2 separate regions of the Mus musculus genome follow, and region 1 is linked to region 2. The links are chromatin loops, found by intact Hi-C in ENCODE. Cell type or tissue: heart. All regions are shown on one strand. Each heading gives the region's core, and the rest is flanking DNA. Links, peaks and the distances in the headings are about the cores only.

Region 1 (7,936 bases), core at 1,396-6,395, 140 kb after region 2:
CTTTCTTTCTTTCTTTCTTTCTTTCTTTCTTTCTTTCCTTCCTTCCTTCCTTCATGTATGTGAGTACACTGTCACTGTGTCAGACACACCAGAAGAGGGCATTGGATCCCATTACACATGGTTATGAACCACCAAGTGGTTGTTGGGAATTGAACTCAGGACATGTGGGAGAGCAGTCAGTGTCTCTTAACTGCTGAGGCATCTCTCCAGCCCTCACCCTACTTTCTTAAAGTAACCTGAAGTGACAGTCCCTATTTTAGGAGGCACGTCCTGAGTGTTCTTCATGACTTCTTTGATACCAGAGCTCTCCCTCTTTCCTGTTTCAGTGAAACCTTTTCTTTCATGCTGACTGGGGAAGATGGCAGCAGGCGCTTTGGCTATTGTAGGCGCTTACTGGTGAGTAAGACTATTCGGTTCTCAGAGGTTGGTGGGGAGGGGAGGCCAGGACATTTGTATATCTCTCTAGATCCTTCTGCAGCATTAGCCTGTGTGAAAGCCTGTGATCTTTTAAACCTGTCCCTAGTACATGCACTTGCACAGTTGAGGGACTCCTGGGATAGCAGGGTGCAGGGTAGCCTATCTGACCAGACCCTGGGATCTAAGATTATATGCAATGATTGAAAGGACAGATCAACTTCTGCTTGGTTGTAAATCATTTTAGCTTTCTTGACTATTCTCTGTATTCGTCTTCCTTGGATTGTCATCTTAGATTGCTGACCTCTAGATATGATCATGTCACCCCACAGTTTATATTTACTCACTCCACGCCTGGCCATGATGTTGGGAGGAGCTCTATCTATGCTCTGGTAGGGCTGCAGTCTGAGCAGGGACTGAGGGGCATACCTCCTCTGGGGTTCTTGGAGAAAAATTTTGAACTTAGGGGAAAGATGTTGACTTTTGAAAATAAAAACTTTTTTTTCTCCCCAAAGAGCAATCTCTGTTTCTATCATTCCGGGGAAGGGGGTTGCTGTAGATCTACAAAGAACTAGTGGGAGAACAGACCCCAGGGCCTGTCTTCCCTTTTATTTTCCTCAAAGGTCAGTCATTGGGTTGTTGACAATGTTCTTTGGTTTCCAGGTATTAGTAGGAGAAGGCTGTGTCAGCTACCAGTCTAGAGAGAGATCCTAGACAGGAGCCTAAGAGTCCTAAAAGAAGGGTTTCGGGGCATCCATCCAACCATCCATCCACAAGCATTCATTGTATACCTGTTGTAGGTCAGGACATATCCTAAAAGTATATACACAAAAGTCTAGCATGTATCCTACCCTCGGTGTACCATAGCTAGTCTAGTAGAGGACGCCAACTTTTAGTATTGAATGGAAGGGCTGTGGAAGTAAAATTTTGCTTAGAATTTGTCATGTTCCAGGAGAGATGCTTCACTGGATTTATGTCTCTTATTTTTAAACATCTTTATGATAGCCTGTGGAGTACTATTAACTCTGACCCTGTAAATTAAGAAATTAAAACTCCAAGATGGAATGACTTGCCCAAGGTCACACAACTGTGAGGTGCGAGCCAGAACTGACTTCCAAATCCTTTATCACCAGTCTGGCATTCTTGAATCCCTACCCCAACCCCCAGAGGATGATCTAGGGAGAAAATGATATTTGGATATTGAATGCCGTGTGTGCTGAGGGACAGGGAAGGGGTCCAGATGCCAGGCTGGGAGTCAGGCAAAGACCAGCATGTGCCTGGATCCCTAGGGCATTGGAGAACATCGTAAAGGCTGCCTTTGACAGCACAGGGATGGAACAGAGCTGTGCTCTTTTGCAGTGGGCCTGCTGCCCCTAGGGAAGAGCATGTTTGTCCTGGCGCACTCAGAGAGGGCCTGGGCTGGGTCCCTGCCAAGGGGGCTGGCACTGGCTCGGCATTCCTGCAGATTGGACACAATGATTCTAACCCAAATCCCACATACTTGATTTAATCACTTGGGGCTTTAGGGGAGGTGGGGAGTGGGGAAGGGAAAGAGAGAGGAGTAAGTTTCAAGCCTAATATGGACAAAACAGATTCTGCCTTCTCTTTAGATCTGTGACTGTGGCCAGCAGGTTTGGAGACTGAAATAGCCCCATCTGTATTTGCTTAGCAGCCTGCATGAGGGGCCAGCACCTGCTGTTTTGCTCCCTCCCCACTAGGCCTTGCCAGGCACTCCAGGCCTCTGAACCCAGAGGCGGCCGTGGGGTCCTGCCAGCTCCTTGCTGGAGAATGAACTCACTCTAGTCTAACAGGGTTGCGCCCGCCTGCCTGGGGTGCTCACAGTATGTTTCTCTTCCTTCAGCTACGAACCTTTTAAACCCCTTTCCTTTTTGTTCTCTTTCACTTCATAGCATACCTCTACCCTGTGTCTGTGTTCCTTTCCCTCCTTCCTATCAGAAAACAGCATGTTTGGAGGTAAGACAGCAAGACGAAAGGCTGCACAGACTCCTGGCTACAGCCTTCTACTTATGCAAGCTTAGGCAATGGCTTAATCTTCATGAACTCAGCTGTCTCCTCTATAAAACTGGGTGATAATGCCACTCTCATACTCTTTTTGTATATAGTACCAGCGCTAGGACTCTGTTTTAGGAAACATTTCATAGAAAGTCATTCCCTTCTCTTGTTTTGCTTTTGCCTTCCTTGGGCTCGGATCAAAGGGAGAAAAGAGGTATTTTGCAGTTTCCCTCATGATGATGGGGAGGGAGAGATAAGGCCACATGTCCTGTTCCTAAAAGTGTCCACAGTCCCTTCTTAGGGGCTGGAGAGATGGCTCAGTGGTTAAGAGCCCTGGTTGCTCTTGCAGAGGACTCTGATTAGATTCTCAGCACCTACATGGTGGTTTACAAATGTCTGAAACCCCAGTTCCAGGGGATCCAGTGCCCTCCTTTGGCTCCATGGGCACAGGGCATACCTGTGATACACATACAAACATGCAGCAAAAACACTTATGCATAAAATAAAATGAATTAATCAAAAAAGATTAAATTTTTTAAAAAAAGTCATGAGTCCTTCTTGACATCACATCCTTTTGGGTAGCATCCTTAGGGGTGTAGATTCACAAATCACCCTGTAATCTCTGCCATGCTGCTGTGTCCTCTGCTAGCCACTAACTGTTTTCCTGGGATAAAGGATAGCGCCTACCTGGAGCTTGGCAGGAGATTGAGTGTGCCCTCTGGGGAGAGTGGCCTTTCTTTGGGAATCTGGTTGAGTTTAGATGTTTGGAGTCATCCTTACTAGAAGGACTATACTTAATGATCGGGTCCAGAGAAAATGAGACAGTTGTGGTATTCACACAGTCTTTGTCTCTCCTTCTCTCCTCCTCTCCAGCCAAGTGGGAAAGGGCCTCGGTTGCCAGAGGTGTACTGTGTCATCAGCCGCCTAGGCTGCTTCGGTTTGTTTTCCAAGGTAAGATGCTGACTTTCTCCCCATCCCCGTGACAGCTCTCATAGGAGTCTGCAGATAGCCTAGATAAGAAAAATGCCTATGTGAGAGAAAGGGCGTACAGAGCAAGTACAGGTGGGCTCTCAGAATCCTGTGTTCCCAAGCCTGGCTTACTACCTAGCTGCCTGGCATTTCCCCAACTCCTGGGTTGATGCTGACTGCTCTGTGGTAGCCCAGCCTGGTCCATGGACAGAGCAGGAGTCCTTTGAGAAGCCAGGAGTGCTCAGGAAGCTGTTTCATGGTGCTATTTCTTTTGCCCTGATGTTTCCTTCTTGGGGACTAAAGCAGGCCACCAAGGGAACTGAATGGTCATTGAGGGCCAAGAGAAACAGGAAGGGTACAAGATCCTGGCAGGACAGCTTTTGTGTCTCCAGGCTTCTGGTCCAGCTTGGTCAGAGACCAGGTTGCCCTCTTCTCTGTCAGAGAGGTGGAGAAGGCAGCTCCCGACACTCTTTCTCTTTGGGCTGCTGGTGGTGGGCACAGGTCCTAGATGAGGTGGAGCGCCGGCGTGGGATCTCAGCTGCACTGGTCTACCCCTTCATGAGAAGTCTCATGGAATCGCCCTTTCCAGCCCCAGGGAAAACCATCAAAGTGAAGACATTTCTTCCCGGCGCTGGCAATGAGGTAGGCAATTGCTGCAGCTTTCTTTTCTGGCCTTGGGCTGGGTCTAGAGAAGAGCCTGGCCAGCCCGAGTGCAGTCTCTGAGGGGGTAGAGCACAGCGCTTCCTCACTCACTGTGTCTGTACTCCTAGTCAGTAAGAACAAACATGTGAACCCAGGGGCAAGTGTTGCCCAGTTATCTTCTGCTAGGACTTCAGTTGACTTGGACCCTGGATTAATATTGATTATGGGCATTCACAACTGGAGATTATACCAAACTTCAGATACAGTCATGAGGATAAAGAGCGACACAGCTCTGTCCTCCAGGACATTTTTTTCTAGAAGGGGACCTGCTGTTGAATAGTTATATTTATAAATAGTCAATTCCTAAGTGTCTGTAAAAAGAAAGAACGGATCCTATGAGAATGTAGAACAGGAAATCTGTTTTAGTTTAGGGGGCCAGAGAAGACCTTCCCCCAAGAAAGTGCCATTTTTCCAGGGGCCTCAGCAATGCACAGGAGGTGGAGGTGGAGGAAGATGATGCAAGTGTGAGAACAGCAGGTGCAGGGCAGGAGCCAGAGCGGAGCAGGTGCCGCTTAAGCACTTGAGACAGGGTGCAGAGGCCCAGAGGGTGTGAGGAGACGTAGGTGGGCAGGCAGGGGCCCAAGCCCATTGTTTGTGCCTGCACACATTGAATCTGGGGGTTTATCCAAAAGATGATTAAGATTCACTCTGATGTGTCTGCCTGCTGTGCAGAGAATGGGCAGGAGTGAAAACAGTGAGGCAGCTAGAATACAATTGCAGTAACACAGGCAAGAGGTAAGTCTGGGCTAGAGTATGGTAGGGAAAATGAAGAGAAAGACGGATTTGAAGCAGTAACACTTGGAGTTTTCCTGGAAAACATGAAAGCATGACAGTGGTTCTTAAGTCCAACCTCCAACTTTCTGTCCGAAGGAACAGGGTGGGTAATAGTGCCATATCTTAATGTGAGAACTTATGAAGGACAAGAAGGAGAGTTCTGTCTTATGATTTAAGTTTGAGGTACCCATGAGACAATAGTAACAAAGTATATAGATAGGGATGAAATGAAAGCCCAGTTTTGAGAAAACCCCAAGTAGAGGCCCCGTGATAGAGAGGTAGCAACTCTGAAGCTGGAAAATAGGAAATAAGGAGAGGAAGTGGCTGAGAAGCCAAAGAAAGGGAGCCATAAGGAATAAGGAGTAATGTACCAGGCAGGTACCACAGAGGTGCAGCAAGGCGCACTGACAAAGAACAGACTCCAGATGGAGCCTGGGGTGCCTGGGGGAGTGGAGAAGTAACGGTTTCAGACAACTCAGGTAGACAGCTCTTCTGGGGCGTGGCTTTGAGGAGAACAAGGAGGTGGGTGGAAGGAGAAAGTAAGTGGAGCTGAGGGCGGGGGCCAGAGTGAGAGGGGTAGGAAGGTGTTATAGAAGATGGCTGTTTGCATGCTGCTGGAATTGGCCCTGGGTGAAGACATTAGCAATGCAGAAGAAGGAAGGACACCAACTGTCACCAGAAGCAGCCAACTGTCACCAGAAGGTGCAGGCAGGGGTCTTCATGGAGGCCTTCTTCTGTTAGGAGAGGAAGGGGAAGATGGTGGCTTATAGACTTGGATTCTTAGGAGCTGGCTGAGTGTAGAGAAGGGGGCGTCTCAGAGTAAGAGGTGGGAAGATGAAAACAGCTGCCACAGAGTGGGAGGACCAACCTCAGAGTCGTAGAGCTGTGCAGGCAGTGACACATGCCTGTTGGCATCTCCCTGAGAGTCTCTACATATCCTGGGATTAGCGAGACTTGGAGTTTGATGATTGGCAGGATAGCTGACCCTGCCTTGACAGCTGGAGTTCTTCAGTTCCTACTTCTCCTAGGTCACCTCCTGGGCCTGGCTGCTTCTCTCTGACCAGGGCTACTTTCTATCCCATGAGTCTTCTTGGTTTTGCTTTAAAGACATTTCCTTCTCACAGAATCCAATTCACTCATACTGTAAGACACCTCAGACTCTCAGAAACTGTCCAGAAGTGGGCAGGTGCCAGCTTCTCACCCTAGATGCAGCGCCTGCCTTCTCTGCAGATCTCACTATGCCCTTCTTTCCTACTGCTATCTGTGGGCTGTCCCACTATGCTGCTGTCAGATTCCCAGCCCCTGGAGGCAGGGGCAGCATGGGGCTGGGAGTTAGAGGCTGGAAGCTGAAGAGTAGCACTTATTAGGGCTGCTTGCAGGGCTCCCAGGAGGCAGGGCTACAGAGTTTTGTTTTGTCTTGTTTTAGGATGGGGACAGATATTGGGTAGGGTACAGGGTTCTGACTTGGCTGCTATGGCATGCCTTCAGCCTGTGCCCATCAAGCACTTAGGCTTTCCTCTTCATTGCTCTGATCTTCCTGGGCTTTACCACCTGTCAAGGAGGACGGCGCACACAGCTCCTGCAGCCCCCTTCATCCCTGTTGATGTTTTTCAGAACCCAGGGTGAATACTGAGCTAAGAATTCCTTCACTTGCAAAAGCAAACAGCGCTTAGGGGACTGGAAGTAACCCAAGTTAGAGATGAGAAATGAGGCTCTGTAAGTGGCTGGAGCAGATCTGAAGCAAGACCAGTTGAGACACCTGGTGCAAGCCCCTTGAGGGAGTTAGCTGACACCACAAGGCCACAGGGGATAGTTCTCAGGAAGCCTGCATATCACTGCTGCTCTACAGAAGACGATGAGTTAGCAATTCTTCTGTCACTGTGGGGGTCACTTGCAGCCCCCCCCCACACACACACACACCCATGCCTCCAGGGAAGGGGCTTTGGGAGCTGCTACATAGACCTCTGAGTAGTCCTTCGAGAATACAGGTAGGCCTGGCTTTAATAAAGGTAGTCCTATGTCCTTGCAAGATTCTTTGGAATAGCCAGACCTTTCCTATCCTTAGCACAGGGCTGGTGGTAGAGATAAGGGGCAGGATGGCAGGACAGCCGTCGGAAGGAAACTGTCATAGGAAATGGAGGGGACATGGCAACAAGGACAACAGCATTGTCTCTCCAGACATGGTAGAGGCCAGCACTCCTAAGTACTGGATTCTTCCTATGGTCTAGAAAGCAGTGGTCGATTGTGGGTCTGGTCAGTATGCTGAAGGAGATGGGAAAGAAGGCAGGAGACTCGTGCAAATGGGGTGTGTGACTCCCTGGTTCTTCATATCCATGGGAGCAGTTAGCTTTCTCTACTTTCCTCAGAGCTTATGTTTGGTCCCTAGTACTAGGCGTTTGCTAGGAGCAGAGCTAGAATCGGAAGGAAGGAGAGCCTGGGTCTCCTGCATCGTAAGAGGATTGGAAGCCTTGGAAGGAGAAGGCTGAAAGGAAGAGTAGCCAGCAGACACTGTGTGTGCAGCCTGGGCTCTCACCTAGCCTGCTTCTGCCCTGCCTTTACTTCCCTCCAGGTGTTAGAGCTGCGTCGGCCTATGGACTCCCGCCTGGAGCACGTGGACTTTGAGTGCCTCTTCACCTGCCTCAGTGTGCGTCAGCTTATCCGAATCTTTGCCTCATTGCTGTTGGAACGCAGAGTCATTTTTGTAGCAGATAAGCTCAGGTAGGGCTCAGGAGGCAAGGAAAGAGGGAGTGGGTGGCATATCCATTAATGAATTCAGCAAATTTTTACGAGTCTTGGTGTATCCCACACATTGTGGTATTAGAGTGCCTACTTATGTGTGTGCATTGTCACGGTAAATATGACATAGAGAAGGGTTAGCAGACCTGTGGAAAGGGGATGGATAGTAGGATTGAGAATCCAGTTGAGGACTTGGCCTGAGGAGGAAGAGGGACACTTCCTGTGCAATGGCCATGTATGTACAGGTGCGGGAACAATTGTATGGAGACGGTAAGTGGCAAGCAACTCCAGCCAAGCTGCCTGTGCAGAATGCAGAGTTTCAGGGGTC
Region 2 (7,936 bases), core at 1,553-6,552:
AGCTCTGGCTAGTCTAGAACTTGCAGTGTACACCAGATTGGCCTCAAACTCATGAGATCCCCTTGCTAGTACCTAGTACTGGTATTAAAGGTGTTCACCATTCCACCCAGCTTTGCAATTATTTATTTGTGATTAATGTTTTTAAAACCCATTTCCAGATTATTTAAGGTAACACTCAAGTTTGGCAGTTTAACTAAAACATGATGTTCTTAAGTAATAGGAAAGGACTTTGGCGGTGAAGGCAGGAGGATCAGGAGCTTATGGTGATTCTTAGTTATAGAGCGGATTGAAGGCTAGCCTGGGCTACAATGAGGCCCTGCTCCAAACCAACCAACCAAATACCACCGTCCCCTAACCCAGAATACCCTAAAATCTAAACAAAAAACGAAGACTAAGAAAGGATGTTTGGAACATCTGTCTTAGAAAGCTGAGTCATCTAGGCCAACCATGTCTCCCGTTTTCCTGCTATGGAGAAACCGGGTTGGTTGGACCAGGAAGCATAGCACCATAGCCAGGCTAATGGGCACATGTGCTATGGGGAATTCTGTTTCGTGAGTACTGGAGCTATAGACCCAAAAATCTTTCCCTGAAGGAAAAAAAAGTATGTCAACCCAAACCCCAAACAACTTACCCTGCTTAAGTGCAGGACTTAAACCAGCAAAAGGAACTAAAGCCCATCTTTGTGATGTCAAGTTCTGTTTTGGTGTGTGGTAAAATAGTTGGATTTTAAGTCTCTCAGAGTTAAAATATACAGACACTTAGCTATAAGATGTGTTGCCAGGCATCTGTATGGAATATGACCATGTAATCAGGCTGTATTGTACTTCTCTACACAAAGAGAGCCAAAGCTTCTACATCTGAAAATTAGGAGACTTGCATTTGTCTGACAGAAGACAGTACAGAGGAAATGACTTGGAGGCAGAGGAGAAGTAGGAGAGAGGATGAAAGGACTGTATTCATGCTATCCAAATTAGAGTCAGGATGTTTATGCTCAAATCTTGTCTTGGCTCTCATTGAGGGCACTGAACAACGGGGACATGGGAAAGTGTATCTCTGAAGTCCCTAATTTAGGCACTAAACAGACCAAATTCCTTCCACAAATGCTTCCTATTTTCAGCAGGCTGTTTCTGAACATACATTGTGATTAAAGTGCACAGCTGGCTAGTGCTAACCACTCCTTCTCTTTCCTCTGCTAGCTCTTCCCCACAGCTATTATTTTATTCTGTTGTTTATAAGTGACATGCTCCACAGGACAGCAGCCTACTGAGAGTATACTTACTTCTCTCTTCCTTTTCCTATGACGTCTCCCTGTTGCCCAGGTGTGTCTCAGACTCTCGAGAAGCTGGAACCACAGGCGTTTCACTGTGCTCAGCTCATTTTTATTCACTCAAATAGCATGAGTATTGAAATAGCATTGTAGACTTATTTCATGGTAAGTATATAGGATGTAATTGTGAGCAAACTAGACTTGACTCTTGTTTTCAGAGCATACTATCTTCCTAAGAACATTATTCATAGTTGGCCTTGTTCATCCAACAAAATGAATATTTGGTTAATGAAAATTAAAAGAAGTTCCAGATGTCAATGTTTCTAATAAATATTTAGCCAATAGTAGTCTCTCAGTAATGCTCACATAAGTGGAATTAAGATTAAGACTATGTTTAGAAACTTTTAAGATATGCTAATTTTCTTCCTGAAAGAACAGATCTAGTAAAGGTTTTTCTCAGGAATAAAAACAGTTCCACACATGAGCAGGCAAGATGTCTCAGTGGATAAAAGTGATTGCCCTAAGTTCATTTCTGGACATAGGGGCTGAATAGACGGCCAGCTGTTCATAGTGCTGCTGCTCTTGCAGTTCAATTCCCAGCACCCTTGTAGGGCACAGTAAAACAGCAGTAAACCTAGTTCCCAGCACCCATGTAGGGTACAGTAAAACAGCAGTAAACCTGGTTCCAGGGGATCCAGTATCCTCTTCTAGACTGCATAGTACCTGTACTCACTGATGCACATAACCACACACCGAACATACATATCTATGTGATTTAAATAATAGAGTAATTTTTAAAGCACCAGGTGCAGTGGCGATATGTGTCTTCAATCCCAGCCTGTGAGCTGGGAGGCAGAGACAGGAGAATCAAAGAAAGGTCAAAGGTCAGCTAGCTTGGAGTACAATATGGAAGAAAGAGATAGACCTTAAATTGATAAGTGGAAGGAGAGAAACAACTACTGAACATTGTTCTCTGATCTTTACATATGCTCTGTAGTATGCATACAACTGTGGATACACACACATACACACACACGTGGAGTTCTTTGTATAATTTATAAATGAAGTTTTCAGACAAAAAGAATGATTTGTACTTCATTATTGCCTCTTGCAATTGCTTTAGCACACAAGAATTCTCAGTAGCTAGAGATGAGAATAACTAATGTCCTGGATCTCTGTGGAAAAAAGTCTTGATGCCTTCTGTTCGGTTGACTTTCTCTATAGAGGTCACCCATGGAGAAAATGAAGTGTTAATGCATTAGTTTTAGAAGTGAGAGACCTATGAGCCTCTTACAGGGCTGGTGGTGTAGTCAGTGGTACAGCTTGTGCTCAGCATGCATGCTTGAGGCCTCTGAATTCTCTCTCCCACCCCTTCACCCACTACAGGTCCTTAGAGATGGGCATTTGCCAGGACTGTTAAGCTATGAGGCTTGGCTTGTCATTGCCCATTTCCTGTGTCCCTGGTCCTTATCCCTGTTGCCATACAGGCATTCTCTCTTTCTGTGTTGGGGTAATAATCACCCTAATTTAAGGCTGGAAATTTAGAGAGGCAAATCCATCCAAGTGTATCCCAGTTCTCTTGGAGGATCCACAGGCCAGTGAACCTGATTGTGAGTTTGGAATAAACCTATACTGACTTGCTCAGTTCCAGGCAACACCTTTGTTTTCCAAAGTGTCTCCACAGCAGCTAAAAGTCGGGGTTTTCCCAGTATAGACAGAGCCAGTCCAACTTATCAACGGTAAAGTCTATTCAACAGTGCAGACACCCTCTCTGGTGTCAATATGATGATGATAAAGAGCTAATGACATGATACTACAATTCATCTCTGACATCCTCTTTTGGAAAAGGAACAGTAGTTTTATATTACTTTGGTTCTTGTCACTAGTTGTGCTCAATCATGAGCAAGTTGAATTATTTCCAGGATAAATCTTAAACTTATTATTTTTAGTGCTTATCTTCTTGCAGCTGAGTAAATATCTCTTTAGGATATGTGACAATTCAATTGGCTTGGGCTTTGAAACAGGCCTTAGCTTTAGAGCCTGCTTATATTCATCTACATACATTGGTTCTTTTGAAATGCAGCTACTGTATGTAAAATTATAAAGTGTGATCACAGAGTAAACCCAGAGGCTCCCGTGTGCTATACCCCCAGCCCTAAAATTGTAAATTTTGATCTGTTTGGAGACAAGGTCTTTCTTTGTAGACCTGGCTACCCTGGAACTGGCTGTGTAGACCAGGCTGGCCTTGAACTCAAAAAAGAGACCTTTTTGCCTCTGCTTCTCTAGTGCTGGGATTAAAGCTGTGTGCTATCACTCCGCCAAAATTTTCAATTTTCAATTCTAAATTTTGAAAGTCAATTTTCACTATTTCTCATTCCAGTTCCATGGTCTATTTGTAAATAATTTATGGGAAGAGAATTCAAGTTACATAGCATTCTACCAAGTAAGTGTGGGCCTGGTTTGAAACGGATTGTTATACTAGGTTTATGATTGTTCCTACGAATTTCACTGGTAAATAAGACTGTCCCCCGGAACTTGTTTCTTCATTGAATAGCATTCTCTTTTACCTTTTGATTTTGCCTGCACGTGAAGTTTTTACAATTCTCACAATTCCTGTGGAGCTTTGATTTCAGACCTGATCCTTATAACCCTAGAGCTTTACTTCTGCTACTGGCTGCAGACCCAGGGTAGCTTCTTTTAATGTCTTTTCGGTTTCTTAGGGCTCCTGGGCCCAAAGCCAGCAGAACGGAAAGAGTACTTGGGTTTGTTTGAAGGCAAGCCGGCTGTACAGGCAGCTTTCCCAGACTTTCCCAGCTCCGGCTTTTCCTGCATACCAGCAGAGCGGCTTTTTTCCTCTGGTGATTGAAACCATCTGGACTGCAGGGGGGTCACGTGTGTATGAGAAAATGACATAAAGTTTCTGATCCCCTTGTCCTTCTGCTCCAGATCCAGACAATCCTTGGTCGGATGGTGCCGAGGTGAGGGCGGTGCGGTCTGGGGGCCTGACTTCCCACCCTACTTTGGTCATAGCTCCCCCCCCACCCCCCGCAACGTCCTTTCCCTCCCCCGCCCCCCCACCCCCACCCCCGACCCAACACCCGGGAGCACAACCCTCCTCCAGGCTGCAGCAACCCACCCTTTAGGACTCGGTAGAGGCACGCCTCCCCTGGCCCTGCAGCCCTCCCGCCGCCCGCCCTCTCTGCGAGAGCAGTCCCCTTCCTGGGGCTGTGCGGAGCTCCCGGCCGGCTCGGGCGGCGGAGGTAAGTGGTCCCGGTCGCTCTCTGGAGTCTCTGCTTCTGTTCCCCTCCCGGTGGCGGGCGCATAGGACTCAGATTCCAGTTCTGCGGCTCACCGAGCCCTTCCATCTTCTTTATTCCCGGCCCAGGCAGGGGATCCTGCTGCGTGAGTACTAGGTGCGGGCCATGGCTTTCAAAGTTGGTGGGAACTGCCCTTCTGGGCGATCGTGGCCAGCCCTGCCTTCCGGTCTGGCCCGGCTACGCTGTGTGGGGTATGAAGCGCAGACCAGAGTCTGGAATTGTGTAGAACAGCGGGATGCCAGTAGCCTTGGACAGAGACAGAGTTAAACTGCATTTACCTGAGCCTATGCTGTTCGAGTGCGGCTGGATGAGGAACACGCGTGTACGCTCAGACACAGCACCCACACAGACTAGCTTCTAACTCAAACAAAGGAAATTAACTTTGTCTTCTATCACTTGGATCAGTTAAACAGGGTTTGTTGGCTTGCTACCTCCTTACGCTTATAGCTTACTGGTGGTAACCTAGTGACCTAGCATTGAAGGAGCACACTTCAACATTTGCCATACTTTCAAGGTCTGAAAATCTAGTTCCAAGTAAAGGTGAGAGGACTGAACATTTTCTAGTGTTTTTAAAGGAACATTGCAGTGTTGTGGGAAATTTTGTATGAGCATAGCTTACAATAGTTTAGCTGCCTAGCCGAATGAAAGAATTTGCCATAATGCAGTCTCAGACCAGCTCTTTATCTCATTTCCACCCAGATGTTTCTGCTTTTTCATTGCAGAGTCTGGAGAGTGGTAAAGAAGTCATTAGTTCATGTCCAAGATGGTAAGGGCCACAAGGAAAACCCCCAACTAACTACATAGTAGTTTTGTTTTGTACAAAGGGTGTTTTTCAGAAGGTAGATGCCTTCGTTAACTTTTTTGGGTGGGGGGGATTTGCAGGGGACAAGGTCGAATGTATCTTAGGCTGACCCTAAACTCTTGAGCTTTTTCTGCCATCACTACCCAAATCCTGCGATTAGAGGTGTGAAAATACTGTGTCCTGCTCCCTTCGTGGATTTTTTTTTCCTCCTTAGATGTAAGAGATGCCTAAAGGACCAGAAATAGTATAAATTTTAGAAAACTTAATCAGAAGGACTGAATTGTCCATGGTCTCTGTATCTCATGCTGAATTAGGAAGACTCTGAAGCTCGGAGTCTATTGAATGTATAGTCTATTAAATGAAGCAAAAGCTGTGTGTATTCCCCTGTCCTGGATAAGAGTCTATAGGAGACTTTGGAAAGACTGTGCAAAATATGGGGAAGAGATTGGTACATATAAATACTTGGAGAAAGATACATGTTGGAGGTTTTTTTTTTTTTTCCTTAATTGGGCCAGAAAGAAACCCTTTTCTGTCAGTTTCAAGAAAACCATTATCATCAATGTATTTTCTATTGTGATTGGTTTGGTAAAGTGCTTGCCCTTCAATTTGTGTACTTTCAGAAAAAAGGATTGACACAAGTAAATATCTTGTTGATTGATTTATAATGTAAGAATTACAGACCATCAAGTAGAAGATGGTAATGAGGCAGGAACACTTCCCAGAAGGCTGTTTGAGTTGGGTTTGGAAGTGTGGTTGTGCAAATGAATGGTGCGGTTGATGGTTTTCAGGAGAGCAGAGTGAGCCATTTAGATAGGGACTAGGGAGAAGAGTCAAATGCAGCAGTGCTCTGAGCCAGGAGCTGCTGGATGCTCTCATTCTTCACTGGTGCTCTTGTTTTAAGGAGAGAAGACCAGAGCCATAGGATAGGCCGCCTGCTCAGGATGGCACAGCAGTCATGGCAGAGCTGGTATTTAGATGCCCAGTTTGCTGACTGACTGTGTGTCCACTGCTGCTTCCGCAGTGAGTGGTGGGAGGTCCAGCTGCAGGGACTGTGGTCAGCTTGAATTCTGGCTCGAGGGCTGGAATTTTATCCCACTCACATCATCAGCTTCTAAAGGTTTTTTAAGAAAGGCAACGATGGCCAGAAGTGTGGTTTTAGAAGTCATGTGACATAGGTGTATGAGAATGTGAGTGATGTCATATATACTTGTAATCAGGAGGATAAAAAGGAGATGTAAGCAAGGTATTTAGGTGTTTCAGGTTCTGCCCTGTTGACAGTAAGTACCCTGCAGGAAGTAGTTAGATAACTGGGAAGAAGCTAGTTGCATTAACCACAGGGTTGCTGGGAACATGAAGGAGCAAATGTTAGCTGGCATCCCTGAAATGGAATACCACTGGTGGCTTGTCCTGTATGTTCTGCCCACATTTTGCAATACTCCAGTGACAGTGTTTTGGACAACTACCCTGAGAGGCAGAGTTCAGTGCTGTAATTTAAGAGCCTTTCCTTACCTCCCCTCAATGTTTTGAGATGCTCTGCCTGAATACATTTTCTTGCTTCTAGTTAGAAATGCTTAATTTTAAAATAAGACAAAAATAAACTGAGATATCTTTCTAAACGAGACCAACTTTTTTCACCTTTTGTAATTGGTGGAACAATAAGAAGTCTTTGGAATATTATTGCATTGTATTGTAGAAATGATTTAAAGATGTAGACAGTCCTTCCTATCCCTTTACCAAGGAATTGCGTTTGTATGTACTGCTGGGAGACATAAAGGGTCCTTGAATCCCCAAATTTATAACAAGGCTCTTTGATTCTCCACAGATACTGGACACAGTCAGGGCAGCTCTTGGTGAAGCTATCTCATTAGAGTTCTTGAATAGCCTGGACTATTCCCTTTGCAGGCCGTAGGGGTTTTCCTCTGAACTTGTTTAGTGTTATGAAGACTTGGTATGCCAAAGAGTTGTTAAATAGTAAGAGGTGGCACAGAAAAGGTGGAAGCTCCCTGGACTCTGTGAGGGTAACCCTAGTGGGGACTCCTAACAATGGTGGACACAGAGACTGAACCGTCCATCCTCTATATCAGGCAAGACTGTCAGCCACAGAAACTTTTGATTAGAATCTGTCCCGTCTGCAAGATGTACTAGGGCAGTGGTAGTGCAGAATTTCTGGGAGTGGTCAACTTGTGACTGGTCTAAGTTGAGGCCCATGCCCGACACTGCCTAGATGACCAGGAACCGGAGGCTGGATAGCTCAGAGACCAAGAGTAGAACCAAGAAGCACACTGGAAAAAAAAATCCTAATGATGTTCTGCAATACTATAGAGGCAGCTGATGGGAGCAGATGCTGAGACCCATAGCCAGACATTGGGCAGGAAGGGAGACCAGGTTGGAGATCTCCACTGGGTCTCTCCCCAGGAACCCTATAGGAAAGAGGGAGGAGGAACTGTGGAACCCAGGGAGGTCTAGCACACTTGGAGAGCACATTAATACGTAATTAAGTAAAGTGGGGCTCGTGGGGCTCACAGAAACTAAGGTGGCAGTCATGTGGCC

Evidence for each region. Hi-C counts contacts between places; a loop is a spot of excess contacts. Peaks named below come from ENCODE experiments on the same cell type or tissue, not always from the same donor. Only the 100,000 strongest peaks of a DNase experiment are listed, where the experiment ranks them.
Region 1: a loop joins it to region 2, with 2.6 times the contacts of the local background. A loop is called at or near these places in 6 of 42 quality-filtered maps.

Annotation. Positions count from the first base shown.
Region 1 is chr7:109,530,736-109,538,671 of GRCm38, reverse strand. It overlaps Denn2b (DENN domain containing 2B), which reads left to right. Exons shown (of 20, transcript NM_001001326.1): 11 at 327-396; 12 at 3,301-3,378; 13 at 3,898-4,038; 14 at 7,442-7,590. Among named protein-coding and RNA genes, the nearest start is that of Snora3, 15 kb to the right of the region's middle. In heart, for the core only: a CTCF peak has its summit at 2,114; DNase peaks (open chromatin) are centred at 2,021, 2,111 and 3,944; H3K27ac peaks cover 656 bases.
Region 2 is chr7:109,668,511-109,676,446 of GRCm38, reverse strand. It overlaps a transcript of Denn2b not described here. Among named protein-coding and RNA genes, the nearest start is that of Akip1, 31 kb to the left of the region's middle. In heart, for the core only: no CTCF peak of the experiment used is centred there; DNase peaks (open chromatin) are centred at 4,116 and 4,446; H3K4me3 peaks cover 2,355 bases; H3K27ac peaks cover 2,314 bases.